3 separate regions of the Homo sapiens genome follow, and all the other regions are linked to region 3. Evidence: read pairs that join two places in POLR2A ChIA-PET (ENCODE). Cell type or tissue: MCF 10A. All regions are shown on one strand. Links, peaks and the distances in the headings refer to the core of each region. The heading gives the core; the rest is flanking DNA.

Evidence for each region. ChIA-PET counts read pairs that join two places held together with the same protein. Peaks named below come from ENCODE experiments on the same cell type or tissue, not always from the same donor. Only the 100,000 strongest peaks of a DNase experiment are listed, where the experiment ranks them.
Region 1: POLR2A ChIA-PET joins it to region 3 with 12 read pairs; 4 of 35 experiments call an interaction of 5 or more read pairs at or near these places.
Region 2: POLR2A ChIA-PET joins it to region 3 with 13 read pairs; 3 of 35 experiments call an interaction of 5 or more read pairs at or near these places.

The regions. Positions count from the first base shown.
Region 1 is chr7:116,626,648-116,637,796 of GRCh38, reverse strand. The region is part of intron 2 of COMETT (cytosolic oncogenic antisense to MET transcript); the gene reads left to right. Among named protein-coding and RNA genes, the nearest start is that of MET, 40 kb to the left of the region's middle. RefSeq lists enhancers at 3,159-4,358, 7,267-7,386 and a silencer at 5,436-5,636. In MCF 10A, for the core only: a CTCF peak has its summit at 3,861; DNase peaks (open chromatin) are centred at 4,056 and 6,686.
Region 2 is chr7:116,647,080-116,658,228 of GRCh38, reverse strand. All of the region lies in intron 2 of COMETT (cytosolic oncogenic antisense to MET transcript), which reads left to right. Among named protein-coding and RNA genes, the nearest start is that of MET, 20 kb to the left of the region's middle. In MCF 10A, for the core only: no CTCF peak of the experiment used is centred there; DNase peaks (open chromatin) are centred at 4,368 and 4,838.
Region 3 is chr7:116,711,580-116,722,728 of GRCh38, reverse strand. All of the region lies in intron 2 of MET (MET proto-oncogene, receptor tyrosine kinase), which reads right to left. Among named protein-coding and RNA genes, the nearest start is that of COMETT, 29 kb to the right of the region's middle. In MCF 10A, for the core only: no CTCF peak of the experiment used is centred there; a DNase peak (open chromatin) is centred at 5,898.

The sequences.
Region 1 (11,149 bases), core at 2,073-10,072, 85 kb after region 3:
TAAAAATTACCAAGGTGATTTACAGAAAAGAAACCTATAAGGAAGCCACATCTTTCCAAAGTATTTGCTATTAAAATGAATTTGGGAAGAGAGAAGGAGTAATGCCTTTAACAGTCCTTTAGTATTTTGTGAAATTCATTTCTTCCTCTGTACTGTATTTACATTATTATTTTTCCTAACTTCAAGTATTTCTAAAATATTTTTTGTTTTCTTAATTAAATCTTCATTTTAGTGTTTCTACTTAGGTGTTTAAATTCCAACATTGTGCTTAAAATAGGAGTACAGTTATTTTACTGAAGAGGTTTAGCAGTGTTTTGTTTGACTTTGTAGGAAGAATTAATACCATGAGGTTTTAGACAAGTCATTTTAGCTCTCCAAAATAACAGTAAGGGGAAGCATTTGTGCTTGGCATATAGACCGTTGCACTTTTTACAATCTGATTTTATGGTACCCCTTTTTTCATGTCTAGCATAACGCTCCATCTTCAGGCTTTTGAACAAACGTGTCAGTAGCCTTAAATCAAGCTACCATGCTAAAATACATTACTGTGTCAGAGCGATTTGCAACTATTCATTTAATTGCATCCTATAAAATGAACCAGGAGGTGTAAGTTTACAAACATAACATCTGAGGTGCTGGTAAGATTAGAGCTACATAACACATGTAGTTTAAATTCTCAATATAAAGTCAGGAAGGGCTGTAATTTTAATATACTGCTGACAAGGGGCATCTGAGAATTAATGGGCATTCCCAATAGATATTTTCAGCATTAAAGGACATAATATAGCTTCAGTTTCATATATAATGCTTACTCCCTTACATATATATATATATTCATCTTTTGCCAGAGCATTAGAATATTCAACTAGTATATTGTCTCAATTAAGGAAATAATAAAATACTTTACTCATTAGGGTCATTCTTGGCCCCATGACTGTTTATTTACTATGTGGTTGAAGTTTCTTTGTTTTTGATTACTCTAACCCCCTCCTCCCAGAAGTTTCAATGAAGTTAATGAGATATGGCATGGCTAATTAAATATGAAGCCAACTTTCATTCAATGAAATATTTTGTTACTTGTTTTTTTAGTTGTACAATTATCTGTTTTCATAGGTCTTTCAAGCTAGTAAAAATTTCTCTTGTATGTGTGTGACCTTGAGACTGCCATTTATAAGCTGGATGACCTTGTTTTAATTTAACCTTTTAGTGTCTCTGTTTCCTTGTCTGTAAATCAGGGATGCTAATATAGCTATTGTGGCTATTCAGTTAATTTAATATATGTAAAGTATTTAAAATACATGAAAGTGCATGGCACATAGAAGCACACCATAGGGATTAGTTATTATTGTTATTAAATATTTGATTATACACTAGAAAGACTATAAATTATTAGCAATATACAATTTCTTCCATCAAAAAATCTACAATCTCAGTTAAGCATGATCAGATACATTAGCCTAACAAAAACAAAAAGTTAGATCTTATCCATAGTTGTCTATTTGGCTCTTTTTTATAGTAAGGTTTATATAAAGAAATTGGGTAGGTGTTTAAGTTGGAGGGGAGGGAGAAGTGATTGTTGGATAGGGAGTACAGGTGCTGAAAAATGCTCCATCTTTCAGTTGGCTTTAAAATCCGTGTGCTAATTTTCAGTTTGTATCAAGAGCATGAGGCAGGGCGTGGTGGCTCAACACCTGTAATCTCCTCACTTTTGGAGGACAAGGTGGGCAGATCACTTAAGGCCAGGAGATTGAGACCAGCCTGGTCAACATGACGAAACCTCATCTCTACTAAAAATACAAGAATTAGCCAGGCATGGTGGCATATGCCTGTTATCCCAGCTACTTGGGAGGCTTGAAAATTGCTTGAACGCAGGAGGTGGAGGTTGCTGTGAGCCAAAATTACACCGCTGCACTCCAGCCTGGGCGATAGAGCAAAACCCTGTCTCAAGAGCACGAGAACCCACTTACTTACCACCCAAACTCACCTCACCTATCTAATTTTATGACTTAGCCCTGTTTCCATCTCTCCTTAACAGACTTTCCCTGATTCTTCTTTACTCCCCACCTGCAGGTGGATCAGTAGGCAAAATCAGCAAGTGTTGTAAGGTCAATGAGGGTGGTGATCCAGGCAAGGGCTGCGTGAGTGGTATGTTAGGGCCAGAGTGGAGCGGGGAGAAAAGAGGTTGCTCTCTTTCCATACCCCCGTTTAAATTTATTAATTTTTAATTTTTAATTAATTAATTAATTTGAGACAGTGTCTTGCTCTGTTGCCCACGTTGGAGGGCAATGACTCCAGCTCAGCTCACTGTGACCTCTGCCTCCCAGGTTCTGGCGATTCTCATGCTTCAGCCTCCCAAGTAGCTGGGATTACAAGCTTAGGCTACCGCGCGGGACTAACTTTTTGTATTTTTAGTGGAGACGGGGTTTTGCTATGTTGACGAGGCTTGTTTCGAACCCCTGTGCTCAAGTGATCCACCCATCTTGGCCTCCCAAAGTGCTGGGATTACAAGCATGAGCCACTGCTAAAATTAGATAGGTGAGGTGAGTTTGGGTGGTAAGTAAGTGGGTTCTCGTGCTCTTGAGACAGGGTCTCGCTCTATCACGCCTGGACTCATATCCCCAATTAAATCACTGAACTTATCAAAATGTTTCTTCATATATTTTATAGTGATCTTAAATATATAACTTTTTTTGTGTGTATTTTCCAAGGCCTTACTCTTAGGGGGAAAAAAGGCAGAGAAATTACATAACTTTGCTTGCTAAACTTTAAAATACATTAATTAAGTAGAACTATCATTCAGAAAAGTAGAGAAATGAGTAGAAATAGCAATGGCTATTTAAAAGAAGTGTAGAAAAGCTTCCTGAATTAGGAAATGGGTTGCAATGTTCAAAAATATAAAGTGAGCCATAAAAACTTTTCTTCTATATATTAGAACACATGTTCTTTCACTAAGCTGGGAAAGATGAACTACAAGTAGATTTCCACAATAGTACGTATTGGGATATATTACATGTCAAACTGTGTCTCTACCATCATAAATACTGATATATTAACTTCAGGCCACTGTTCAAGGCACAGTGCGAGTGTAGGAGGGAGCCTGGGACACAGATGAAAGGGCTGAAAAGATAAGCTGTCCTGATCCTTACATTTGCTTTCCACCTTCCATTCTAAACTCATGGAGGCAACCAGGGAAGGGCAGGAGGTATACATACTAGAAGGTAGAAAATCAAGGTGAGATTTGGAGGACCTGGTCTTAAACTCTTAAATAAAATATATTAGGATATTTAGGCTGTTTAGCAGTTTGATCAGTTAACTAAGTAATTGTAGTGACATAAGTTACCAGTTTTGAGGACAGGTTAGGGAAGTTGTTGAGTGTGCACATACACATGTGCAATATTAGAGACATATTTTGCATTTAAAGGGGAAAGTATACATTAGCAAAAATATAAATCATGGAGAAATACACAAGCTATGCTATCAGCATAAGCAACACTGACCTAGATTCTTATTTTATTCTTCATATCCCAACAGCTGACATGAACACAAAATCCTATTCAAGGTCATTGGAAACTTTGAACTTGAGTTGGCTCTGGGAGGACATTAGAAAATGCAGTAATTGCCCCCTGAGTTCCAAAAATTTAGTAAGATTCAAAACTGATAAGTATTTTTTTAAAAATAAAATCTCAACTTATTATATCCTACCATTGGGCTATCCCAAAATTCATTTTTTATAAATTGAAACAGTGACTTTACAAAAAAGAATGGAACAAAGAGGCCGCAAGTAAGAGTTTGCTCTTTAAAATCCTTGAGAAGCTAATTTCCATGCCGAAGATAATGTTTCAAAGAGATTTCTTTTCAATGTGTTTTCTTAGGAGGGCAAGATTTCAAAGAAAATTAGCAAAGCAAGGTGACTGTGATGCTGCCATCTGGAGTTTTCAATTAGCATTTCTGACTAATAAAGTTTGGCAAAATTACTCACAAATATTTCCAGAGTTGAGAAATAATCTTGCGGCACTTTCTGTTCTTATTTTTAGGACATCAAGGCGTGTAAAATAACACAAAGAGGTTTGCAAAGTCCAGCTGAAGGGAGCCGGAGCGTCCTGTTTTTACCATCACGCTTCGTTGTTCACGTTGCTTGTGTGTAAAACAGGGTACAGTATTTAGAAACGGTGAAGGAAATGACTGGCCTAAAACTCTTGTGATTCAGTGACTCAAGGATGATTGACACTGTGTAAAAACAGGCACATTAGACCAAGAGATAATTTGAAACCTTATTATTGGGTATTGTTTTTAAAAATTAAACCTATAGACATGAATAAAATGAAAAACTTTATAAGCACAGCTTGTGGAACTGAAAAGGGCCTTAGAGACCATCACTTCCAACGGCCTCATTTTACAGGAGAGAAATCTGAGGACCAGGGAAACCAAGTGACTTTTCTGGGGTCACATGGAATGTCAACAGCAGAGCTGTGAAGGCGTTCAGGTCTGCTAACCTCCCGGCTATGCTCATTCATGGAGAGTGCTTCGAAGAGTGTTTGCAACATTTAGTCACAGTTTATCTTTGGTTAATTCCACATTTACTCCTATTTTTAATGTGTGTGAAAATGGCCCAGATTCATATGATTTGTTGCAGGTCAAACAGATATTAAGAAAAACTGCCAAGCTTGCACCGCTTATGTATAGTTATTTGTTGTGTATGTGCAAGTGTTTGTATGTGTGTGAGCACATAAGCATAATCTCTTTATCTACCATTCCTACATCCAAAAAGCTCTGAAAATTAAACTTTTTCATAAATTTGTGACAAATTCCAGTGGTGCAAAATCAAATCTAGTGTGAACTTATGTGAAGATATTTATAGACTTCACCTACACCAGCCAGTGTAACCCCTTATAGATTTCATTTTAGAAATAGTAATCTGTCTGATTATAGGGTACTACCCTAGATTATCTGAATATGATATGTAACATATGATACTTAACATAGGTTCTATATAATTGATTACATTTTAAAATCCTGAATAATTCTGAATTCTGTTCCCAGTAGTTTTGGATAAGTAATCGTAGACCTTCAATTAGTCCATAATGTAATTTCATTACATTAGTTTAGGCAGTTTTGGCTTATAACCATGCAACTCAGAAAATTCTTTACATATGTGATTCCCTTGGTTTCAAAATATGTGAAACCAGGGGGATTAAATGAGATAAACAAAGTGCTGTCTATGTGGTTATAAATATATAAAAATGAGGAGCTTAGTTTCATCACTACTATTTGTGGTCAGGAAGCCCAGGGTAAATTCAGTGTTTAGTTGTGACAAGTGCCTCATTCCAAGTTTCTGATAAAATCATCTGTCTCCTTTTCCTTTTCCTCCCCCTTTTTTGTAACTTTTACTTTATAGCCTTCTTTTATGTTTTTTTAAATTCTAAGCTGTATCAAATGTTAGCACATATGTGGGGAATGAATTAAAGATTTTCTACCACAAGTCTCACAGTAACTCTGTGTTCTGTTATTTAATCCATGGTGAAATTGAGGACTAATCAGTCAACTAATGTTTATAGTTTACAGTTCAGAATGTGTATGCTGAGTAGGCTAAGTAGGTTAGAGTTTACATGGATTTGGCCAAATTTGACATGATATATTCTTTCTTTTTATTGTAACCCTTATATTTAACCAAAGTCTAGATAAATGCAATGTCCTTATAATCTGTGTTCAGTCTCAACAACATCGACTGCTGAGCCCCACAGCACTGGATTTAGTCCCAGCTGGAGTTCCAGCTTGAAGGGCAAACTCATAACAGGGCCAGGTCTTTCCTTGTTTATAGGAAACTTCACCAATTGAAAATTTTGATCTGTCATATACTGTCAGGATAAATACACACACACACACACACACACACACACACACATATATATATACACACACACACACACACACACACACACCGCAGATGGGTGAGAATTGAACATCTTGAATTTTTCATTGTCCCTAGTCAGGATACTAAGAGTATATTTTGTAGATAAAAGTCATCCTTTTTGGTGTGCATTAGTCCCATCATAATATCACATGTGTTCCTAGTTATGTAAATTCAATTTTCAGATAATCAAGTTAAATGTAAGACATTTGCTTATTGCAATATATGCAGATCTCAGTGGAGGAGGGTGTTCCCTTCTTTTGTCAATAGTCCCTATAATATGGCAGTTACTTGGATTGTATTATTTAAAGGGCATGCATGATGTAATCCAACCCTGTCTTTTTACCACCAGATCAAACAGAAAATAGTAGGATCTAATGGAAAGATACAGGACTAAGAATCAGGTCTCATCTGGCTCTGTGACCTCAGACAAGCCAAAGCTTCTCTGGGCCCCGGTTTCTTCTTTTACAAAATGAAAGGGCTGTATTAGACTACCTTTAAACCTTGTTCAGCTCTAGAATGTTACAATTCTATGAGAATGACCATTAATAAGCTCATAGTCTGTTTTGGATCTTCACTGGGAGGAGAGCTCTAAGTATGGGACAGCTTTTCTTTGCTGGAGAATACACTTTTAAGCTTGAGACTCTGAAATGACTGGTGGAAAAGGGAGAGGCTTGCACCGGTTCAAGAGAGCCTTCTTTTCCCTAAGGACACGTGCTGTAGTCTTCTGACTGTTTAATGACGCAAGGGGAGGGGCGCGTCACAGCAGCTGAGCCTGTGGCTCTGACTTGGCAACTGACTCACTGGCGTCCTGGCTTCTGAACCTTGGAAGAGCCCATAGAAGCGGTAGTGCTGAGTCCAAGAGTATAGAGAAGTGGGCGGAGTGGACACTACCTGCTTTGTGGCAGAGCAAGCTCAGGTCTAGGAGAGGTGGTAACGGTGAGGCAGTGAGCATGGAGTCAGGTAAAAGAGGACCTTGTGAAGGAAGAGGATAATAAGCTTTGCATAAGCAATGCATGGAAAATGGACCCTGAATGATTAGACAGTAGACGCCTTTAAGGAAAAACTCATTTTGTGGATTACCTCAGATGTAATGGATATTCTTTACATCATACATAAAGATGAACTGTTTGATCTGTTTATCTACTACAGTCAGAGCACTAAGGTTTACTGAGTACTGTTGGCATATACTGTGGAAAGTGCTCTATATTCATTAGGTCTTTTAATCACATAACCATAGGAAGTAGGAATCATTATTCCCATTTTACAGATAAAGAGTCCGAGGTTTAGGTGACTTACATAATGCCCAATGACACACAGTGTTTCTTCTCTCCTGTGGAGACAGTTTGAATTCACTTTGGCTAAGTGAAACTGAAGGTAGCAGTCAGTGAAACCTGTCTCTTCATATGAGTGAAACCGAAGGTAGCAGCCAGTCAAATCTGGCTCTTTAGATATAGAGAGAAATTTAAATAATTTTTTAAAAAGTTTAACTCTCTCAGCTATGCTTGACTTCAGTACTCTGGTCTTACTAGGAACTGAACATTTTTATTTTAGTAGTCAGTCACTAAACATTGATTGTTTCTCCCCCTTTTCATTTCTGCTTAAGAATTCTAATCTACTCCCAAGGCAAATGGATACCTTTGGCCAATCAAAGAGAAGGTCAAGTAAAATGAAGTGTGCAATAAAGAAGCACATAAATATATTTCAGAAAAAAATGTAAGTTACAGTTTCTACTGTTGCTGGTCTTTGCTTTCGTCTGCCTTTTAACCCTTTCATGGCACGGTTATGAAGTCTCTTAGTTATCAAACTATGATCTTCAGGTCAAATCTGGCCATCTTATTTTGTATGGCCCATGAGCTAAGAATAATTTTTACAAATAAATATTTGCAATTTATTTGATGATAGGGAACTCTAACTTTTTTTTTTTTTGAGACAGGGTTTCACTCTGTCACCCAGGCTGTTGCCATGGTGTGATCATGGCTCACTGTAGCCTTGACCTCTTGGTGCTCAGGTGATCCTCCCAACTCAGCCTCCAGAATAGCTGGGACTGTAGGTGTGTGCTCCCACACCCAGCTAATTTTTCTATTTTTTATAGAGATAAGGTTTTGTCATGTTTCTCAGGCTGGTCTCAAACTCCTGGGCTCAAGCCATCCACCCAGCTTGGCCCTGCAAAGTGCTGGGGCTACAGGCGTGAACCACTGGGCCCAGTTAGAACTGTAACTTTAAACTCCTGATTAAGTGAATTTCATTCTTTTCATTAGTAGACCTGTATTCCAAAAGAATTGTACCGAATTGTTATAATCACTATATTTTGAATTTTACCAATAAAAATGTTGTGAAAATATATTTTCTTTCTTTTTATGTAAGTGTCTATGTACTATCCTTGATTTTGCTTCTTGGTCCACAAAGTCTAAAATATTAACCATCTGGCCCTTTAAAGAAAAAGTCTGTTGACCTCTCTCCTAAGGCATGAGGCTACAGTAAGAGATTTCTCTGTGCAAAAACATGCCCTGAAGAGGCAAACTCGGTAAGGTGAACAGAGGATACTTCCCTTCTCTTCCAATAATTGGCAAGAAACAGCCTTTGTTCCCAGAGAAATTTTAGAGAAACATGAAAACAAAACAGGTTTCAAAAGTCTCTATGCTTTTTTACCTTTCTTTAAACAACTTTCTTCTAAAAAACCTAACCAGGATTGTACAGACAGACATTCACTGGGCCGGTGCTCACACTATGCTAAGGAAGTTAATGTGTGCCCAGGCTAAATCATAGTTAGAAACAAATGCAGCCAGCCAAGTCAGGCATGATTCACGTCACTTAAGTACAAATAGCTTAAAGGGCACCTGAACTAATTCACAACTAATTAAACTCTTACATTTATTATCATCTAAATCTAAAACTTAGGTGATCTCTTTGGTGGGCTGTGATTTTTTCCTAATCACTATTAATATTTTTGACTTCAGTTAGCAATCATAATACTAGATGTACTTACTTTGATTTTTTAGAAATAACTCATATTTCCTTTCATTACTCCAAATGGTGAAATGTGTTTTGTTTTCACTTTTCACATCATACATTGATCCATTTAATATATAGGTTAGTATTTAATTGTGATAATAATTGGTCTTTACTTGATGAAGTAAATTTTTTTGTTTATCCCTTTTAGGTATCATTATAATTGTTTCATGGTTAATATTGTATGGGTTGGTGGCACTGGTTTGGTGCATAAATAATAATGGAATTACTTCATCTTTAAGTTTTTGAGATTTTTACTTAGTAAATACTTGTAAAAGTTTGATTTTTTTTTCCTGCTGGGATACTTATAAACCGTTTGTGATTTATATTTCATTTTTGCTTTTTATCATTTTACTTTCTGAACATCTGTTTGATTATAACAATAATGCTATAATACCATGTCAGTCACTCCAGATTTGGCTAGTGCTCTAATGCAGGTTGGGGATGCTTCCAATACTGCAGAGAATCTCCGTTAGAGGCGTGTCAGTGGATAAAGTTGTTAAGCCTGCTCTGACATTTCCCAAGAGCTCCTCAAGGTTCTGTGCTCCCAACCTACAGAGACTACAGTTTTGATCCAAGGGGAAAAATTGACTTAACTGGTACATTTACATTTTTATGATTGTGTCTCTAAAGCTTATTACCTTAATAATTCCTCCCATATGCCCACTGCTTTTCAGAGTCAGTGCAATGCCTATATTTTGTAATCAAGTTTTCCCTTTTAGATGCCTGTCATTTTTCATGGAATTCTGAAGCCTTCTACATTAGAGGAAGATTATGCATGAAAGGAACTGAGCACAGAGCATGACACATAATAAATGCTCATTAAATGGTAGCTGTTATTGCTTGACTTTATTTTGATTAAAATCCCTAGGTAGTTTTATAGAAATTTGTGGTACTATTTTTACATTGAAATTCAAAAGCCTGGTTATAAGACTAAATGCCTATGGTTGAGAAAATGCTATATTTCTTAGAACACCTGACTAGAGAAGTCACTAATATCACCCTAAGCACAAAAGAGAGAATTGTACTGATCACTGTATTGTAAGTCCTTTGTGGAGATATTCTTGACTGGGTCTATTCTATAACAAAAATAGGTTATTTTCAAAAAGCTACTTGATTAGAATACCTATTTTTGGTCCCAAAGTTCAGCTGCTGTGATACTGTGCATTTACGCTGCATGGGTTACTGTGTATTTATGCAGTATTAATTTTAAGGCATCTCTGTGGTGTTCCTGAAAGCTGCACAGAAAGGCCCAGAAGGAGGGGCATGCTTATTCTACATGAGAGAAACTTTTCTTAAATATTGGCCAACTATTGTGAAGTCAGGACTGGAATCCCTAAAAGCCAGAATCTCAGTTAACTTCTGTAAACCATGAGTTCCCTTGCCCTTTCATCAACGTCTGGACTGTAGTTACAATGTTTTAAAAAATCACAAATTATATCACAATTTAAAAAATGTATCCTGATTAATAACACTATTTCATTAACGAAGTTACAAGGTCAAATACAAAGTTACTTCCAAGGAGTATAAAGGGTTTGATGATCTCATCATTATCCTTATGGTATTGTTGTAGGACTTTGTCCTTAGTTGAGCTAAAGATGGGGTCCTTGTCACATGGCCATGAAATATTAGGCTCACAGACACTTTGAAGGGTGAGAAAAATGGAATTTATTGGGGGAAAAGGAAAAAAAAAGAGGAAACAGGGACCCTCAGCAGAGCGAGAGTCCTGCTAGTATATGCTTCCCGCCTCGGAGATCGAATCTGAGGCTCCACCCAGGAAGAGGAGGGGACACGCTCCTCCCGGCTGCAAACAGCTCATGCTTCTGTGGCTCCACCGCAGTAGGCACTCCTCCCAGTGCACAGACCGGTTGGAGTTTTTCCAGGAACCCCTTTACACTTGGCTGTCTCACTATCAAATGCCCTAGCAGATCAAACCCAAAGAATATTTGCTAAATTCATCTATTTTGGTAAATACTTGCTTCTCTTACTTTGTCTTCCAAATGTGGTATGGCTGTGTTTGAGTCCAGGGAATACCCAGCCAGGTAGTCCTCAAGAAAAAGTCCAGCGTAGTCCTCAACAAAAATATATCCAACAGGATCAGTTTTGTCTAGGTCCACAAGAAAAGCCCACAATCAGAGTAATTTACATGAAAATAAAAAAGAATGAATGGCCATAAACATCATCAGGAAAGTGCCATTGGAAATTCCCTTTGAGATAAGATTTTCGTTA
Region 2 (11,149 bases), core at 1,592-9,591, 64 kb after region 3:
GCTAGCTGGCTTACAATCCTCTCTAATGTTTTGAGCATGTCAGTCCACAAGAAAGGGTGAGCCAGGTGGAAGGAAGGCACAGTTTTTCTCTTTATGAGCCTTGCCGGGATAAATGTCCTAGGAGAAATTTTCCAAAAATTTATTTTAAGTTTCTTGTGATTTTAAAAAACCAGAAGTTTTAAAAGAGTTTTTAGAATGTTGTCCTATATTAATTGCCCTTATTAAAGGGGTATAAAATGTCTATTTAAGAAGATTTTTGGAAAGATTACAGATGAAAGTCTGAGCTAAAAGTCATTGGTTCATATTTCATTACTCCTTATGCTGGTTGTCATCAGTAAACCTTACACTGGACACTTGTCCATTCCTATGAAAATAACACTCTTGCCTTTATTTCTATTTTTTAGCTTCCATTAAACCAAGGCTTAGACCTCAGTCTTTTTTAGACAAAGATCAGATTACCAGAATAAATGTAATGTTAGCAGCTAAATTGAGTTTATCTGCCTCTATAAGAGGCCACGGTTATATCTCCTGGTTTATTTGGAAAATTCCTTTGAACATATGAAATGCATATAATGAATTTCTCCAATTAATAACAGCAATGTAAAAAACCTTGGGATTTTAGATATTGTTGATATGTTTCATATTATATAAAAAAGTTAGCTGTTTGAATAGTTCATTCACATCAATTGTGTATCTTACCATCATCTTTATTATTTATTCATCACAATAACTCCAAGTTAGGTTCAGAAAATACACACAATATACATTAATATATAATTTCATTATTTTCTTCAAAGAAATCTGATATGTGCTTTCCTTTCCTGACACGTGGATTGAATAACTTTTTTTAAGCAGCTGCTTTTTTCATATTTAATCTTGAAACAAACTGCATCAAGCTTGGTGTTAAAAGTCTATCTGATGAAAATCTTTCCAATTTTATTATTATCTTTAGATTTATAGCTAGATGACACATCAGTCATTTGTAAGTTGAAGTAGCATTTCAAAATAAGGCTTTCTTTTTGTTTTAGTAAAATGGCTTTCCTTGTATTGAACATAGGATAATAATAATTTAGCAGTCTAAAAGCAGCTAAATACTCAGTTTTCAGATTAACATTGAATTTCTGGTACTGCCTGTTTGATGTTTTTATATAGCTGAAACCAAGGAAGCTCCATATTGCTCCACCGTAATGTTCATCTGGCTTCCTGCCATGTAAATGGATGTATTAATACTCAGTTCTTGAGAGTATTGTGAAGTTCAGTTAATTAACGTTTATAAAAGCTTCTTGAGATTTTCTGCTGAAAGATGTTACATGAGTTAAAGTTGAGTAAAAAGCAAACATGTAGAGCACTCTAGAAATTGTTGCTTGCAAAAGATAAAATTGCCCTGACTATCTATTTGCCATTTCTGAATCAATGACTTCTGGTTTCTTTAATTTATTACAGTGTTTTATGGCTAGTACCTAATGATGACTTAAAGGTGTTATCTCTTTTCATAGTGCAGAAGCCTTTAGGAAATTTTGATCAGAGAGGTTTACGTAAAGGATTTGTCTAGTGCTTATTCAGGCAGAACGTTCAAATCAAGGGTCTCGTAAAAGTAAAATATTAGTTGGAAGATTCACTGTTGCTCCCAAGTGAGTTCATCTTGCAGTGGACACTCTAGTTGTTCTCTAGCATCTAATGTCCATTTCTGTCTTATAGCAATAGAATGTCTAATTTTTTGCTGGGCACATGGCCATTCTGAAAAAGTCTACATTGTCCACCTTCCTTGCAGTTGAGTGTGGTCTGTGGTAACTGAGTTCTGATCAATAGGATTCAAGCAGAATTGGTTTGCGAAACTTCTAGGCCTCATCCTTAAAGGGAGGCTATGCCCTTCTTTCATCCTACTGCTTTGAAGGTAGATGTGGTGACAAGCCACCTTAAATATATTGGTAGGAAAAACAACCTGAGGATGGAGGAGCAACCAGACAAAAGGAGTTGAGTTCCCGAACAACTCACAGAACAGAGCTGCCATACCAGCCCTGTATTGCTTACCTGTGAAAGTGTTTAAGACACTATTATTTTGAATCTTGGTTATATACCACTGACTCTATCCTAACTTATGCCTATCAACAGGAAAAAAAGAAGCAATTCAGTTTTCAGATTTAATATCAAATTGCTCACTCATGGACCAAGTCTAATTGAAAATCAACCATAAATTTTATTTATGTGCTGGGTACATTAAAAAGTTTTGATTTAGGGGTGTAACTCCTCAGGCAGAAATGGATAAAGAAAAATTTCTTTAGTTGCATTTCAAACAGTCTAGAGAGCTCTAGTTTGAAATGACTTTGTCCTCTGAAAGCCCTAAAACTTTATAAAAATAGTAAAAATGCAGAAAAATATTTTGACTAAAATTATAAAATTTTAATATATTAGACAGATAAAGCATCCTGACCGACCATTGTACTCTGCCCTACTCTAACTCATTCCTGTCCTTATCAGCTGAATGTCTTAGTGGCAGTAACTGATTTCTTTAAATGATAAGACCCAACAGAGCTAACAGTACATGTTTGTTTTTGTTTTTAAAGGTGACCACTATTCTAAATTCCTTATGTGTTCAGAATTTATTCAGAGCTCAGGAAGGTGATACTACTGTAACAGATGCTCTTCAGGTATAGTTTTCATTTGCTTATTAAATATTTTTTGGTTTTATGTAAGTGGAGAATATACCTTTTACAATTTTTTGGTCAAGGATTTACATCAATGGTTCTATGCATGCAGCTAGACAAACTACAAAGTCAAACATGAATAATAAATACATTGCTGGCTTATTGCACCAAATAAAGAAAAGTTGCATGTTCGTGATGATACTTAAATTCTTCACAATTTGTGACCACTAGAAATTAATCTATTTATAAAGCATTAAGGCATTATTAATTTCTTCTACTGAAAGTAATTACTTTGGTTATCTATTGCTGTGTATCAAACCCTCTCAAAACTTAATGGCTTGAAACCATAATAATTATTTATTTCCTCACAAATCTGAAATTTGGGCAGTTTTAAGAGGGGGCAGCTCATTTCTGCTCCAAAAGACATCAGCTAGTTCAGCTCAACGAGGCTGGAGGATCTACTTCTAAAATGGCTCACTACAGTGGCTGTGAGTTGGTGCTAGCTCTGAGCTGGGATATAAACTAGTGGCTTTTGTTTATTTCCCACAATGCACTGGAGCTTCTTCCCAACATGGCAGCTAATTTCCAAGAATATATATTTGAAAAGACAGAAACAGGAAGCTGCCAGTCTTTTAAGACCTGGGCCTGAAAACTGGCACAACACCATTTCTGCCATGTTCTGTTGGTCAAGCAGTGGCAGACCTCACCTAGATCCAAGAAAAGAGGACATAAAACTCACCTTTTGATGAGAACAGTGTCAAAAATTTGTGTCTATCTTTAATCCACTTCAGTATTACACATTTTCCAACTAATATTGAAGACATAATAACAGAAAGAAAAGTAGTTAGAAAAATGAGCAGTAGCAGTCACTCTTCTTACGATTAAGTGATAGAACACCCCCCAAAAGAAGTAATAGAATGGTTTGATGATTGTTTTAGAAATATTTGAAAACTTCTATTCCTGCGGTTCTCACCTTTTTGGACTCATGGCATCCAGTTTAGTAGCAATTTTTTTTTTGACAGTATATATCAGACACTGGTTGCCTATCCAGTATTCACTCTCTCCTTCTTTCTTACTGGGAGAGCTTTGAAGTTATTTATATCAGCAATGTGCATAGGAAAAAATTCTCACGTCCCTGCATTCCTTTGCATCTAAGGATTGCCATAGGACACAGTTTTGGGCAATTCATCTTGTAAACAGAAATCATTAGGTACAGATTCTAGGAAAACACTTTAAGAGGACAAACTCAGGTGTGTTGTTGTTCTTCATTCTTCCTCTGTCGTCTTGTCTGGATTTCTAATGTGGTGTCTATGGTGCAGCAGTCTTGTGATTAACAAGTGATCACAAGGAAGAAAGCAACATGTCCAGAATCAATATGAGGAAAGGTAGAAGGCTGGGTTCTTGATGGTCTTGTGGAATTGTCATAGCAGTCTTATACTGTCTATTCTAGATTTCTTGAAACATGATAATCCTGTATGTGGTTAAACTACAGGAATTTGGTTTCTGTTGCATAAAGTCAAATTAAGTTTTTAACTGAATTACTGTTCTAAAAAAGCAATAATTATAATCATGACCAGAGATTAAATATATATTATAGTAGTTGTAAGAGCATCTGCAGATTCTCCTCTGTTCACTATGTTTCTATAAGAATAGAGCTGGTACTTCTCTGACTGCCCTCTCTTCTATATTCATGAGGCAACGTTTTGGCATGTTCAGTAAGTGTGGGCTCTTTGTGCCAGCAGGATGTTACAACATGTTTCTTACCTCTACCTGTAGCATATTGAGTCCTGCTCTATAATGGGCAACGTGGTCCATTTAGCTCAACATTTTATCTAACAGACAGTACTACACATGGTTATACCAAAAATATATAAAAATAGAGTAGTTTACCAATGAAGTGCTTGCAGTGTATCAGTGATGGACCATTGTTATAACCCACGAAGTATGATTTTGACTAAGTTTTGAAAATATTTTATACTACATGGTTTTAACAGCTGCACCCAAGGGGTAGAGTTGTGTCAGTAAATGAAACATATATTCTGAGGAAATGATATGGATCTGGCTGCTTTAATGGAGACCACATAACAGTGGCTTAAACATAACACAGAGTTCCTTTTTCTCTCATGTAAAAGTCTGAGTTGGGACGTGGTCAGGGTGAGTTGAGGTGAGTGGATGAGTCAGTAGCTAGGCAGCTGTAGTTCACCAGGAAACCCAGATTCCTTCTATGTCATTGCTAGGCCATTGCCTAGACTTGATTATGTCCTTATCCACACGGTGAAAGCTGGCTCACAGCACCATGTTCTCATTCTAGAGTTTGGGAATAGAGAAATAAGCAATGATCAAGTAGCTTCCCATAAGAACGTGATCCAGAACTTGTCTACATTCTTTTTGCCTACATCTCATTGACCACTTGTTAACAGGCCATAATCACCTATTAGGAAATGCCTTTATTAGGAAATGTCTCTAGTTGGGACCCCATGTGCCGAGCTAAAAATGGGAAGGTTCTATCACTAAACGAGAAGGGGAAAATGATGCTAGGTAATAATTGGCTGCCTCTTTCACAATGAGTATCTCATCCACCTTCAGAGGAGGGATGGTGTGTCATGCTGATGCTGTCATGTTTCTTGGCCCTTATAAGATATGTCAGACTCAACCATTGTTCATCTGGTAGTGAAAGTCTGTGGACCTGCCCTTAATCAGTAGTGCTTTTTTCTCTCCAGTTCTCACGAATCCCAGATGGCTGACAATTACCTGCCTTTCTCTTCTTTGTTTCTGCATTCCTCACATCTGTCACCATCTCACTTTGCTGCCATCTGATTGGCACTTATTTGCTTTCAATACCCACATTGAAATACCCAGAACAATGCCAAGTTTAGCAAAAACTTTATTGAAGACGGAGGGTTGTGGTAGGGGATGAGGGATCACTACACAGAGCCTTCTGCCTTCTCAGTGGCTTCTGCTCCCCTCATCTCCCTTCTCATCCAACCTCTTCACTCACTCTTCCAAATTGCCCTGTGGCCCTCCAGATTCCTTTTCCTCTGTTAGGCAGAACTGTTTTCCTGTTCCTTACAAGCTTTCATACCAGACCTAGAGGGTTCCACTTATACCCTAAGTGTTATTACCAGCAAAAGTTGTTTTCTCCCTAGAAGGAATTCTAGCATCAGCTGTTGAATTAATAAATTTTCCCACCTCGTTGTTAAATGAAATCAACTTGTACATTTGTTGTAAAAATGTTGTTGAGGACGTTTTCCATTACATCACACAATTTCTTCTCTATAAACCTCCATATCAGAAAGCTATTTTAGATTCCAGTGCTAGAAAAAACTTCACTTCTCCTAAAGCCTGCTTCCTCCTTTCTGATAATAAGAGCTATATTACTTATCATGATTTCTGAACTGTGTAACTGGAAGCCAAATTTACAGCTCTCTCATTGAAATTATGTTAAAGATACCATTAGCATATTTCTATTTTCCTGCACTTGCTTGAGTCATTTTATATGTCTATCATATTGGTCTGCCTTTTGTTACAATTTATTTTAAATTTTTTTTAAAAAGTCAAGATAAAACTAAGTTAATAAGTAAATAAGCAGCATAGAGGTCATTTGAGGCAAGAGTATACAGTGTTTTTGACCTCCCAACTCCTTAGGCAAAAGGCACACTGTATCATTTACTCTTCTCATTCCCACTTTTCAAGGAAAGAATAACTCAGTGAAGATGTTACCTTTGGATTAAGAATGAAACATTTTAAAAATTAGTTATCACTCACTTATTTGCTAGAAGCACCCACAACTTTTGTGCCATTTTGATTCTTTCAATGTTCCTTGCTTCTAAGAGTCTTTGGTCACTTGTTTCACTCCAGCCACCCCTACAGTGACCATACCGGTGAAGGCTTCAATTGATTTTAAGAGAGCTAAACTTGACAGCACCTCTCCTTATGCCTGCCCCATGCAGTACTTGCTTTCTACCCTTGGACATCCTTGTTGATGGTGAGGAAGGAGACACTGTGGGATCTGTTTGATGCCCATATATGTGCAACCTAGAAATGAGGAGGAGCTAGCACCCTCTTGGGTGAGTCTTTGACTAGTGGGAGATGGAAATCAGTAAAGAAAATATTCGACGCCTCCCACCCCAAAAGACTGGCATTACTGTCTTGAGTTACAATCATTCATATAGATTCTCCGAAGATGGTCTTATGAAATTGAGTAATCAGTTGCACCTGTTGCCAAATGGTGGCCAGATTGGTAACATGCCCTCATATTGGCTTTCCCATCTTCCCTGCTTCTTTATCTTCCTTTTCACTACTATTTCCCTGGGATTTACTCTCTAATAAAGGAATAGCAGACAAGGTTTTAACCGAGTTTCTGCTTTCTGGAGAATCTAGGCTAGGATACATAGTTATACGCATGGACATTCTACTTATAAGATACACTCATGATGACATAAGTGGCCTAGAAAACAGAGCCTCAGGATGAGATTTTGGAGGTGAATTATTGCTATCTGAAAGCAATAGGGACCTCATTTCTGGTGGTGAGAGGAATGGGGATAACCCTTGGCATGCTGTGGCATCCCAGTGACTGATACTCACCTGTGGTTAATTGGGATGAGGTACAGGTCGAAGGTGAACTACTGGGATATAAGAAGACTGTGGCTTAACCATTGTGGGAGGAATAATCATGACAAGAATTGTGGAGTAGGTTAGCTTTTTTTAAGAGCATTGGGAGCCTCTCAAAAACACTTATAACCTCAGCATAGCCAACTAAAGACATGTTGTGAAGATAGAGGTCCTCTCTGTAGCTTTACAATACTCTTATTTTTTGTAACTGCAAGACAGAATATACTGAAAATAAATCCCAGGATCTTATTTTAAGGTTGCCTGAGTTAGTGGCATGGTATTGGTCATAGGTTGAATTGTGTCCTTCCAGAACAAGTGTTGAAAACCTAACTCCTGGCACCTTGGACTGTTACCTCAATTGGAAATTGAGTCATTGCAGATGTAATTAAAGTCATACAGGAGTAGGGCAGGCCCCTAATCCAATATGACTGGTGTCCTTATAAGAAGAGGAGAAGAGACAAAGAGACAGAGACACACAAGGAGAAAACCACGTGATAATAAAGACAGAGATTAGAGTGGGGCAGCTATAAGCCAAGGAATGCCAAATATGGCCCACAAACACCAGAAGCTAGGAAAAGGCAAGGAAGGAAACCACTCCAGGTTTCAGAGGGATCCATGGTCCTACCAAGAGTTTCATTTCAGACTTTTAGACTCCATAGCTGTGAGACAATAAATTTCTGCTGTTTTAAGTCACCTAATTTGTGGTACTTTGTTAGAGCAACCCTGTGGCAACAAATACAGAATAACACTACAACATTATGTTCCACCATCTTATGGCAAAGGAGTTGCAATAATGGGTACATGGCAAGGGGATTCACTAGTATTACCATGTACCCCATCATCTAAAAGCAGCTGGCCTAACAGAATGGCAGAATAGCCTATTAAAAGCTCAGCTAAGGGGCTAACCATGGACAACATGCTAAGGGTTATAGCACTGCCCTCCAACTTGTGACATATGTGCCAAACCAATGGTTGGTATATGGTGTGAGCCCTTAACAGTTGGAATACGCAGAGGCAGGGACCAAGGAGTGCAAGTAGGATTGACTTCCTCTCACTATCGTTTCCAGCCAGACACTTGTAGAACTTATGCTTTCTGAACCCATACTCTTAGGCTCTGATAGATTAGAAGCCCTGGTTCCCAGGGAAATTCCTTTTATCAGACAACACAGTAAGATTTAGCTGAACTTGAAACTGCAACTGCCACTTGGTTACTTTGGGCAAAGAAAGGAGTGTCTATATTGATGAGGCTAATCAACCCTGATTACCATGAGGATCTCAGAGTGCTACTGAGACATAGGGGCAGGGAGGAGTATGTTGGGAAACAGAGGATTTAATGGAACATTTCTTGGTGTTGTGTCCAGTGATCATGGTAAATGGGCAATTGTGGCAACCATGGATCACAAGATCCAGGCAATGTAAGAGCTTAGAACCCTCAGAGATAAAGGCCTGGGTCACTCACTACACAAGAAAACCAGATCAGCCAAAGTGCTAGCCAAGTATGAGGGAATCTAGACTGCACTGAAGGAGGAAGACAAGGTGGTGAATATTGATTATGGCCCTGGTTATTATGGAACCAGCAACAGATTCAGGAGCTTAAGATGGCTTCACTAATTTTCTTGCCATAGGTGTCCTGCTTTGCTGGATTGCATGCTGTAGTAAGGTAGTAGCATATAAGTTTTGCCTCTGTCTCTGCTTTCTGGGGAACCTGGTTAAGACAGTAGGATTTACAAACTGGTTCTTAGTTACATATACAAATGAAAATTTATGAACACGCACTTCATTCTCCTGTAAGAGACTAAGGAAAGATATTTGTCTTAGGCCATGAAAAGAATCCTCATTGCCTACCCATCAGTCACCACACACCATCTCTGGGAAACACTGAGCCATAAGATCATATCAAGCATTGTCTTATAGAACTTGGGAGGCTTTAGAGCTGGAGTTCTTTGGGCAATTTATATAACTTAGTTGTCTAACAACATCGGTTGATGATGGGTATTTAAAACGTACTGCAGAAATATCTAAAATTTGTAGCAGAAATTCTGAGAAGGCAGACAGCTCTGGGCTGCTATACATATGTATTTTTATATATAAGTTATTATATATAAAAATATATATTTATTTATATTTTAGAGACGGGGTTTCACTCTGTCACACAGGCTGGAGTGCAGTGACAGGATCATCGCTCACTATAACCTTGAATTCTTGCATCAATTTATCCTCCCACCTCATTCTCCCAGGTAGCTGGGACTACAGGTGTGCACCACCATGCCCAGTTAATTTTTTAAATTTTTTTTGTAGAGACAGAGTCTCATTACATTGCCCAGGCTGGCTTTGAACTCCCCGCTTCAAGCGGTCCTCCTGCCTTGGCCCCACGAAGTGCTGGGATTACAGGCATGAGCCACCGTGCCTGACCAGCATTTTTATTTCTGTTTTTTCGGGTGGTGGGGTTTGAGGGGGAGTTATCACATTGGAGTTGGGAATGACAATAGATTGGAAAGGCAGGGATAGAAGCCTGGGTTGAGTTAGTTAAGGAAAGACTGAGTGCAGCTAAGGGGAATGATCAGTATTAAGAAATCACAGAAACTTGGGTAAGAACCTGACAGGTGCTCTACTGTGAGAGCAGCAGTCAGGGTCCAGAAGGTGTGTAGCAGGCAGGCAGGGATTAGAAGTGAGGAGTATGCAAATGCACTAGCTGAGCCCATGCACCTGGTCATGGCAACAGTAAAGACTGGGACATTGGGAAATTGAAGCACAATCTCTTTTGGAAAACCAGCCTTTTATATATGCTTCCTGGATCTCTCTAGACTTCCAGGTAATTAGTGGCCCAGGATCCAAGGCTTAAAAACTGATAAAGGCCAGCAATTCCTTACATTAGGCAACATGAACATTTTAAAGAAAAAGAACTTCCTTATCTTCTGGAAAAATCGCAGTGACTTAGATTCCTATCAGAGAGATGCCAATCAGAGTCAGTGCAGACAGAGGTCTTCTTTCTCGCTTCTTCTTTGGAGGCTTTGGGTTTTTATTTCCAACTCAGTCTTTGAGGTACAGACACCCCTTTGTGTGGGGCACAACATGGACTTGAGCAATTGCTCAGCACTTTGTTAACTGACACAAACTAATTTAAGGTAAGACTGATAACATTTTGCATTATTCTTGGTTGACGTTACAAACTGTCTCCATCTGCTCCCAACAACTCCTGTTGCTAGGAAGTAACTCAAGAGAATAAATGAGAAGCATGCTACTCCTTTAGTTGATAGACTGAGCATATATAATATGTCAATTATTATTTCTTGTCAGAAGCAAAAAATATGAACATCCTTAGAATAGAAAAATGAGCTAATAACAGTTCTGCTTTTCTTATCTTGCCTCCTTTACTTGCAAGAGCTAATAATTATTGTCCTCATTTGATAAATGAGAAAGATGAGGTTCAGAGAGTTAAGCAACTCGTAGAGTTACTAAGTATAGATTTGAAGCCAGGTCTATTTGGCTCCAAAGCCTGACCTATGTCACACTATCAAGTGCCTTGATTATTTTCACAGACTGTCCACTCACAGATGACAAGAAAACCTTCATGGAGTTATCTTTTTGGAAAATCCACCTTTTTATCACCACTCTAAAATTAATGCGCACTTGATTTGGAAGTTCAGAAAACAGCAAAAAATTAACATGAGGAAATATTAGTGAAATGGTTTAAAAGTATTTAGTAACATAGATTTAAATATTAATTGCATTTAGTGAAGAAAAATAAAGTCTCTTAAAAAGGAATTTGGTTTAACAGAAAGCCACATTGTGAAAATCAAAGTCTAGCTAAAGAAATGTCTTTTTATATTGTGGGAATATTCATTAGAATAGAAAAAAGGAGAGAGCTACATGCCCAGTTTAAGGGCAAAATC
Region 3 (11,149 bases), core at 2,118-10,117:
GAGAAATAAAATACTTTACAGACAAGCAAATGCTGAGAGATTTTGTCACCACCAGGCCTGCCCTAAAAGAGCTCCTGAAGGAAGCGCTAAACATGGAAAGGAACAACCGGTACCAGCCGCTGCAAAATCATGCCAAAATGTAAAGACCATTGAGACTAGGAAGAAACTGCATCAACTAACGAGCAAAATAACCAGCTAACATCATAATGACAGGATCAAATTCACACATAACAATATTAACTTTAAATGTAAATGGACTAAATGCTCCAATTAAAACACACAGACTGGCAAATTGGATAAAGAGTCAAGACCCATCAGTGTGCTGTATTCAGGAAACCCATCTCACGTGCAGAGACACACATAGGCTCAAAATAAAAGGATGGAGGAAGAGCTACCAAGCAAATGGAAAACAAAAAAAGGCAGGGGTTGCAATCCTAGTCTCTGATAAAACAGACTTTAAACCAACAAAGATCAAAAGAGACAAGGCCATTACATAATGGTAAAGGGATCAATTCAACAAGAAGAGCTAACTATCCTAAATATATATGCACCCAATACAGGAGTACCCAGATTCATAAAGCAAGTCCTGAGTGACCTACAAAGAGACTTAGACTCCCACACATTAATAATGGGAGACTTTAACACCCCACTGTCAACATTAGACAGATCAACGAGACAGAAAGTCAACAAGGATACCCAGGAATTGAACTCAGCTCTGCACCAAGAGGACCTAATAGACATCTACAGAACTCTCCACCCCAAATCAACAGAATATACATTTTTTTCAGCACCACACCACACCTATTCCAAAATTGACCACATACTTGGAAGTAAAGCTCTCCTCAGCAAATGTAAGAGAACAGAGATTATAACAAACTATCTCTCAGACCACAGCACAATCAAACTAGAACTCAGGATTAAGAATCTCACTCAAAACCGCTCAACTACATGGAAACTGAACAACCTGCTCCTGAATGACTACTGGATACATAACGAAATGAAGGCAGAAATAAAGATGTTCTTTGAAACCAACGAGAACAAAGACACAACATACCAGAATCTCTGGGACGCATTCAAAGCAGTGTGGAGAGGGAAATTTATAGCACTAAATGCCCACAAGAGAAAGCAGGAAAGTTCCAAAATTGACACCCTAACATCACAATTAAAAGAACTAGAAAAGCAAGAGCAAACACATTCAAAAGCTAGCAGAAGGCAAGAAATAACTAAATCAGAGCAGAACTGAGGAAATAGAGACACAAAAAACCCTTCAAAAAATTAATGAATCCAGGAGCTGGTTTTTTGAAAGGATCAACAAAATTGATAGACCGCTAGCAAGACTAATAAAGAAGAAAAGAGAGAAGAATCAAATAGACACAATAAAAAATGATAAAGGGGATATCACCACCAATCCCACAGAAATACAAACTACCATCAGAGAATACTACAAACACTTCTACGCAAATAAACTAGAAAATCTAGAAGAAATGGATAAATTCCTCGACACATACACTCTCCCAAGACTAAACCAGGAAGAAGTAGAATCTGTGAATAGACCAATAACAGGAGCTGAAATTGTGGCAATAATCAATAGTTTACCAACCAAAAAGAGTCCAGGACCAGATGGATTCACAGCCGAATTCTATCAGAGGTGCAAGGAGGAACTGGTACCATTCCTTCTGAAACTATTCCAATCAATAGAAAAAGAGAGAATCCTCCCTAACTCATTTTATGAGGCCAGCATCATTCTGATACCAAAGCTGGGCAGAGACACAACCAAAAAAGAGAATTTTAGACCAATATCCTTGATGAACATTGATGCAAAAATCCTCAATAAAATACTGGCAAAACGAATCCAGCAGCACATCAAAAAGCTTATCCACCATGATCAAGTGGGCTTCATCCCTGGGATGCAAGGCTGGTTCAATATACGCAAATCAATAAATGTAATCCAGCATATAAACAGAGCCAAAGACAAAAACCACATGATTATCTCAATAGATGCAGAAAAAGCCTTTGACAAAATTCAACAACCCTTCATGTTAAAAACTCTCAATAAATTAGGTATTGATGGGACGTATTTCAAAATAATAAGAGCTATCTATGACAAACCCACAGCCAATATCATACTGAATGGGCAAAAACTGGAAGCATTCCCTTTGAAAACTGGCACAAGACAGGGATGCCCTCTCTCACCACTCCTATTCAACATAGTGTTGGAAGTTCTGGCCAGGGCAATCAGGCAGGAGAAGGAAATAAAGGGTATTCAATTAGGAAAAGTGGAAGTCAAATTGTCCCTGTTTGCAGACGACATGATTGTATATCTAGAAAACCCCATTGTCTCAGCCCAAAATCTCCTTAAGCTGATAAGCAACTTCAGCAAAGTCTCAGGATACAAAATCAATGTACAAAAATCACAAGCATTCTTATACACCAATAACAGACAAACAGAGAGCCAAATCATGAGTGAACTCCCATTCACAATTGCTTCAAAGAGAATAAAATACCTAGGAATCCAACTTACAAGGGATGTGAAGGACCTCTTCAAGGAGAACTACAAACCACTGCTCAAGGAAATAAAAGAGGATACAAACAAATGGAAGAACATGCTCATGGGTAGGAAGAATCCATATCGTGAAAATGGCCATACTGCCCAAGGTAATTTATAGATTCAATGCCATCCCCATAAAGCTACCAATGACTTTCTTCACAGAATTGGAAAAAACTACTTTAAAGTTCATATGGAACCAAAAAAGAGCCCGCATCGCCAAGTCAATCCTGAGCCAAAAGAACAAAGCTGGAGGCATCACGCTACCTGACTTCAAACTATACTACAAGGCTACAGTAACCAAAACAGCATGGTACTGGTACCAAAACAGAGATATAGATCAATGGAACAGAACAGAGCCCTCAGAAATAACGCTGCATATCTACAACTATCTGATCTTTGACAAACCTGAGAAAAACAAGCAATGGGGAAAGGATTCCCTATTTAATAAATGGTGCTGGGAAAACTGGCTAGCCATATGGAGAAAGCTGAAACTGGATCCCTTCCTTACACCTTATACAAAAATTTATTCAAGATGGATTAAAGACTTAAACGTTAGACCTAAAACCATAAAAACCCTAGAAGAAAACCTAGGTATTACCATTCAGGACATAGGCATGGGCAAGGACTTCATGTCCAAAACACCAAAAGCAATGGCAACAAAAGCCAAAATTGACAAATGGGATCTAATTAAACTAAAGAGCTTCTGCACAGCAAAAGAAACTATCATCAGAGTGAATAGGCAACCTACAAAATGGGAGAAAATTTTTGCAACCTACTCATCTGACAAAGGGCTAATATCCAGAATCTACAATGAACTCAAACAAATTTACAAGAAAAAAACAACCCCATCAAAAAGTGGGCGAAGGATATGAACAGACACTTCTCAAAAGAAGACATTTATGCAGCCAAAAAACACATGAAAAAATGCTCATCATCACTGGCCATCAGAGAAATGCAAATCAAAACCACAATGAGATACCATCTCACACCAGTTAGAATGGCAATCATTAAAAAGTCAGGAAACAACAGGTGCTGGAGAGGATGTGGAGAAATAGGAACACTTTTACACTGTTGGTGGGACTGTAAACTAGTTCAACCATTGTGGAAGTCAGTGTGGCGATTCCTCAGGGATCTAGAACTAGAAATACCATTTGACCCAGCCATCCCATTACTGGGTATATACCCAAAGGACTATAAATCATGCTGCTATAAAGACACATGCACACGTATGTTTATTGCGACATTATTCACAATAGCAAAGACTTGGAACCAACCCAAATGTCCAACAATGATAGACTGGATTAAGAAAATGTGGCACATATACACCATGGAATACTATGCAGCCATAAAAAATGATGAGTTCACGTCCTTTGTAGGGACATGGATGAAATTGGAAATCATCATTCTCAGTAAACTATTGCAAGAACAAAAAACCAAACACCGCATATTCTCACTCATAGGTGGGAATTGAACAATGAGATCACATGAACACAGGAAGGGGAATATCACACTCTGGGGACTGTGGTGGGGTGGGGGGAGGGGGGAGGGATAGCATTGGGAGATATACCTAATGCTAGATGATGAGTTAGTGGGTGCAGCACACCAGCATGGCACATGTATACATATGTAACTAACCTGCACAATGTGCACATGTATCCTAAAACTTAAAGTATAAAAAAAAAAGGCTTATCCACTTCTAAAATAATCGTATGTCTCTGAGAAACAATGGTAAACAATGTGTTTTATTATTTATTTTATTTATTTTTTAAAATTTTTATTTATTTATTTATTTTGAGATGGAGTCTAGCTCTGTCGCCGAGGCTGGAGTGCAGTGGCGTGATCTCGGCTCACTACAACCTCCGCCTCCTGGGTTCAAGCAATTCCCTGCTTCAGCCTCCTGAATAGCTGAGACTACAGGTGCCCGCCACCATATCTGGCTAACTTTTTTGTATTTTTATTAGAGACTGGGTTTCACCATTTTGGCCAGGTTGGTCTTGAACCCCTGACCTTGTGATCCACCTGTCTCGGCTTCCCAAAGTGCTGGGATTACAGGTGTGAGCCACCGTGCCCTGCCTCCTGTTTTATTATTTTTTAAAAACTTGTTGCAAACTTGCTTCCTTAGCCCAAAGTCTTATATACTGTCATAGAGTTAAAGAATAGGAATTCCTCTACAATTTGTAAGCCTTGATGTGATACATCAATTAATCTAGTCTTCCTTTAGCTTTCTATGAGTACTTGCCAGATTCTTTTTACCTGACTTAGTCATATAGCTTTTTTTATAAAAAGAAAATTGAAGTGCTATATATCTCAATATATTTGATTCAAAATGTTTCCCCTAATTAACATTATGATGTATGCAGTGAATATGTAATTATATTTAATTCAGTGTAATTAAGAATGTGATATATTTAAAATAGTGATTCATTTAATTGATCTATAGGACAGATTTAGCTCATCTATAGATAATTTAAATCAGTCTTGCAAATAAAATTTTTAAAAATGTACTATCTTGTAAAATCTTTGCCAGTTCACTTGTATCACCTTTCTCTCCTCTTTGACCATGACTAAATTACCAGAAGCATTTGAATATATACTTTATTCATAATCATTCTTTGTAGAAATTCTAGCTAGATATGGTAATGGTTTTCTGGGAAATACATATTTTGAAATAGAAAGTACCTCTTTGTCTAGAGCTTTTCATACAGTTGACTGAAAACTTAATTGCTTTAATTTCAGGAATTCTTATTTCCCTAAATTTCACTCATGTGTTTTTTTTATTAAATAGAACTGGGAGAGAGGACAGTGTGGAACTGACTGCACGCAGGGAGGCACAGAGCTTTCAATTTCAGGGTCTGGCGCTGTTTCTTATAGACATATTTTAACTCTTTACTGTCTGTACTGAGATGTCTAAGATGTTGACATTGAATTCAGAATTGTCTGTAAAATACAGAAGAGTCAGCTCTCTGGCAAAGCAGATCCTTCTCTTTGGGGTCCTTAATGCACGGCCAGGCTGTTAGGGTGCTGTGGTCAAACCCTAAGAATCTGACCAAGTTGTTTTGTGCTATGAAGAGGACTCCATCTGATGTGCTCAGGGCACAGTTGAAAAGAAAGAGGCTTCCTCAACACATCTGTTTCCACTAACGCCTCTTGAGGAAGTAATCCTGCCCTATGGCTTCAATAGTCATGGCCTGGAAGTCCTAGCAAGGGAGCAAAGCTGGGGGGGGCAAAATTTAAGAGGCTTCAATTTCTTTCTGCCCTAGCCAGAGAGGGCATGCTCTGCGGTTGTGTGTGCAGCCAGACAGCCGGGAGCACAGCATAAGCAGGCATCCGGCCAGCCAGCCACGGGCTGAGCACTGGTGATTCACAAGGTGATGGAAGCTACTGTGGCTCTGCCCTCACAGCCTCGTGGTGATGACCTAACTCTACACACCCCGTTGCCATCTCTTCCGAGGACCAGCCCTGTCTCTGCAAATGCCTTCAAGCTATGTTTGAATACGCCATTGATGATGTTCAAAGCCATCACTTTTCTCTCCAAACTGATTTCCTCTTCCAGCTTCCTATTTCTCAATGCATCAATAGCTACCCTCTCCGTAAGTTTGAGATCTGAACCATCTTTGAGTCTTTCCTTTATTGTTCATATCTTCTTTCTTTCTTTCTTTCTTTCTTTCTTTCTTTCTTTCTTTCTTTCTTTCTTTCTTTCTTTCTTTCTTTCTCTTTCTTTCTTTTCTTTTTCTTTCTTTCCTTCTTTCTTTCCTTCCTTACTCTTTCTTTCTTTCATATTTCTCTTTCTTTCTCTCTTTTTCCCTCCTTCCTTCCCTCCCTCCCTCTCTCTCCGTTTCTTTTCTCTCTCTCTCTCTCTCTCTCTCTCTCTCTCTCTCTCTCTCTCTCTCTCTCTCCCTCTCTCCCTCCTTCCCTCTTGCTTGCTTGCTTGAAAGGCTCTGGCTCTGTCACCCAGGCGGCAGTGCAGTGGCACAATCTTGGCTCACTGCAACCTCTTCCCTTCTGGGCTCAAGAGATCCTCCCTCCTCAGCATCCAGAGTAGCTGGGACTACAGGCATGTGCCACAATACCTGGCTAATTTTTGTATTTCTTTGTAGAGATGGGATTTTGCCATGTTGCCCAGGCTGGTCTTGAATTCACAGGCTCTAGCAATCCTTCCACCTCGACCTCCCAAAGTGTTAGGATTACAGGCATGAGCCACCATGCCTGGCTGATTCTTATACTCTCTTCTATTGAATTAAAGGAAATTGCCTACATGGCCTCCTACAATCTGATTCCTTTGATTTTAGAATCTTCTTCCTTAAGCCGACTTCTACAACTTTTTAGTGTAATGCTCCCTAAATACCTTCTCAGCTTGTCCTGTGACAACCATGCTAACCTAGCAGAGAACTTGGGTCAGGGGTGGCCCTGCCCTTCCTGGCTGTGCAGCTTTAGGATTCCTAGATCTCTAAACCTCAGTTCTTCACTTGTAAAGTGGGAAAACACATATCTACATAACAGATTTGTTTTGAGGCTTAAATGAAATGAATCCAGTGCCAGAAACATATTAAATGGTCACTTCATTTAGAAGACCTACAGTAGGCCGAATAATGTCTTCCCAAAATTCATGTCCACCTGGAAAGTCAGATCGTGACCTTATTTGGAAATAGGCTCTTTGATATGTGATTAGTTAAGGATCTTGAGATGAAATCATCCTGGATTTAGTGAGTGCCCTGAATTCAATGACTGTTGTCCTTATAAGAAGAGGGGACACAGAGAGACATGGTGGACTGCCACATAAAGATGGAGGCAGAGAGGGGAGTAAAGCTGCCACAACCTAAGATGCCTGGGACACCAGAATTGCAAGAGGCAAGGAAGGAGTCCTCCCTAGAGCCTCCAGAGGGAGCATGGCCCTGGCTGATGCCTTGATTTCAGACATCTGGCCTCCAGAACCATGTGAGGATAAATTTCTGTTGTTTTCAGCCACCCAGTTTGTGGTAATTTGTTATGGGAGCTCTGGAAAATGAATATAATACCATACCATGTGACAGACTGTTCTAGGTGCTGAAGGATATGGCAGCAAATAAAAAAGACATAAATCCCTGCCTTGTGCAACTAAACAGTTATTATTATCACTATTGTTGGTCTAGTAAGCCCTCATAATGCCTATGAAGACAAAATCCAATTGTTTAGATCAATGAGCCTCAATTTCATCATCTGTAAAATGGAAACACTCACACCTATTGAAGAGAATTACTTAAGTTCATAAGTAAGGTCATCCATGGCTCTCCAAAATTTGTGGACCTGTTATCTGTCCACTATTATTTTACACTATTCTCTAATGCAGGGGTTGGCACATGTTTTTTGGGAAAGGGCTAGATAGAATATATGCTAGTCTTTGAGGGCCATAGGGTCCCTGTGGCCTGTGTGTGTGTGTGTGTGTGTGTGTGTGTGTGCGTGCATGTGAGTGTTTAACTGTATAAAAAGGGAAAAAAATATAAACAAAATAAGTTTTCACTTGTTGAGAATATAAAAACAGGCTATCGTTTGTCAATCCTGGCAAATGCTTCTACCTTGGGTCTAGCCTCTACATAGGGAGACAAAAGATTGACACGTACAATAGCTAACTGATGCAAAGTATAAGAACTCAGTTGATAGTTACATTCTGAAAACACTGTACTGGCAGTAAATCCTCTAAGACTAGGAAAAAAATAAGATCTGTGTGGGCTTAAACAGCTGGAGAAGGCTCATGGCAGAGGTCGAAGTTGAGCCAGTTCTTAATGGAAGCTGGATTAGTAAAGAGAAAAGAGAGATAAATACTTGGAGCAGAATATATTTTATGTATATGTGTATATGGGTTTATATACATATGTATACAAACGCATTTAAATATAAATGAAATAAATAAATCCTTTCTCTTGAGGTACCACCACAATTCAAAAGAATCAATTCTACAATGATATGGACCTTGGAATTCTAAGTGTTAAAACTTTTGCTTCTTTATCATCATTTCCTAAGGTGAATCAGATCTGAAACAGACTGTGTCCATGTGTTTTTGGTTAGCAGCCTTCATACTGCACTTCAATCATAGCCAGGAGTGACAGAGTGATTCATAAAGAAAATTGTTCCAAGTTAGGAAGGTTTTAATGCTTAGTGCAAAGAGGTTTTCTGCTTTCCTCTACTTAGTTAACAGAAACAATTTCAATGCACTTACTCATAGAAGTATAAGAGATTTTCAGAAGACACAACACCAATTACCCTGCACTAACAAATAAAACAGAAGTAGTTCTTCTTGGAGGTGGTAAGAGCCATGGTCTGTTTATGTGCCTAACAGTGTCACATTCAATAGAAACAGGTGATAAATGTCTTCACAGAGGGCCAGGAGAGATGAACGATGGATGAAACAAGAGTCCTTCAATTGTGTCCCAATATATCGTTCAAGCCCATGACTATATTCTAGCCTGCCATTAATCCAACTGTCATGACCTCTTATCCCTCCTTTCCATCTTGCCACCGTGGAGTGAGACTCTTTACTTATCTGCTCCCCTTGTTTCTGATAGGACCTGTTGATCAGAAACCTCCATCTGTGGGCTCCCCTTCTCAGCAGCCAAGGTCCCTGCCAGAGGCCCTTACTCAGTTCTCACTGCATCTACACCAAGGCCAAGCTCAGGAAAGCTTCTCTCTGTACCAAGCACGTACTTGGTGCCTTTGAATGTTGCCACTGGGATTACGATCCTGTGGCCACAGGAAGGATGGTGTTGATAAAGACCTTTGCCCTTAACTTCTTTTCCTTTTTTTTTTTTTTTTGAGACGGAGTCTCGCTCTGTCGCCCAGGCTGGAGTGCAGTGGCGGGATCTCGGCTCACTGCAAGCTCCGCCTCCCGGGTTCACGCCATTCTCCTGCCTCAGCCTCCCAAGTAGCTGGGACTACAGGCGCCCGCCATTACCCCCGGCTAATTTTTTGTATTTTTAGTAGAGACGGGGTTTCACCGTTTTAGCCGGGATGGTCTCGATCTCCTGACCTCGTGATCCGCCCACCTCGGCCTCCCAAAGTGCTGGGATTACAGGCGTGAGCCACCGCGCCCGGCCTCTTTTCCTTAACCCATATATCATTTTCAACTTGAAATCATGGATTGGTGACCAATAGTGAAAATCTGTGGACTTCAAATGAAAGTTTCAAGGGGGTATCTCTACTGGTGTCACTGCTCAAGCCACGCCCACTAAAGCATTGCGTAAAGTCCCTCTTACAGATGGTATCACCCGCTCAAAGGGTGAGTGCTGTTGAAAGGCTTGAGAAAACCTTACGGGAGCAGAGAAAGTATTCCCTCTTTCTCCTTTTAATGACTTTAATTCTGAGTTCCAAATTTCGATTACAAAACTCTGGAATTCCTATCTATTCACCCTCCCTATCTTAATCTTTCCTTTTTCTTTCATTTTTCTTCTTCTTTGTTCTTTGATCAATCTTCATTGCAGACTGGTGAATGAAGGAGGGTGTGTGTGGGGGGGACGGGAGGGGCATAGGTAATAGTGAGTAAAACTCCCCAGTTTTTCTCCAGTGCTAATTTAGCTCTTGAAAACTCCCCAATTCTATAAATTAGTTTTTAGGGATTTAGGGGAGAGACGGAAAAACTGTTTTATCTAAATAATTATTTTTATGAATCAGCATTCTATTTATAGTAATATATTTTACATACAGGGCTCTGTCATACTTCTTTGCTCATCCGATAAATGTATATATTGTTCAAGCTATTGTATTAGGTGCTGGGACTGTGGAGATAAATGGCATAGTTCATCCCCTCAGGGGGCTAACGATGGAACTGTTGGACACATTACCACGGAGTGTGATAAGAGACATGGTAGAAATAAGCAGAGTGCTACTGGTGTGCTCAGGAAACGCAACAAATCCAGAATATGGGGGGCAGGGGATGAGTTGAAGGCTAGGGAAAAATGTCCTGGGGAAGGAAAATGCCAGCATGGAAGTTTTAAAGAATAGGGAAAAAGTGTTCACTTGACAAAATGAGTGTTAAAGGGAATCTGAAGTGGACCAAGCTACACGTGTTAAGGCAGGGTTGTGAGGGAGGCTGATGGATTCTGGGAACTACAAGAATGACAGGTTGCGTGTAGGACAGGGTGGCAGTGCTGTGCTTGAACCATCTCATAACAGTTCACAGAGCCAAGTGTGTACATCTCTTCCTCATTGTTGTTCAGTGACTAACGCTGTTTCAGTGGTACCTTGAAACTGGCTCAGTGGGATATTTACACCATAGAAATTGGCAAATGCTACAAATTAGGGGCTTCTGCTGCCCCTCCCCCCAGAGTTTAACATTTACCAGCACATCACTGGGCGTGAAGGAGGACCAGGAAATAGTCAGGGCCAAGGACAGAAACTCCTTAAATATCATATTATTATCCCTCAGATTATCATCAGATATACAAATAGGTTTGCTCTTAACAAAGATTACTTACTCCAACAGCACTTTGGAGACAAATAGATTGGGTGGAGTTGAGGAGGAGCCACTGAGGTCTAGTTTTATCTTATTGGCATCAATGTCAATACACTAAACAAAAAAAAAAACCTGTCTGGAATGATAATATACAATTTTCTCTTTCTGCTTTGTGTGTA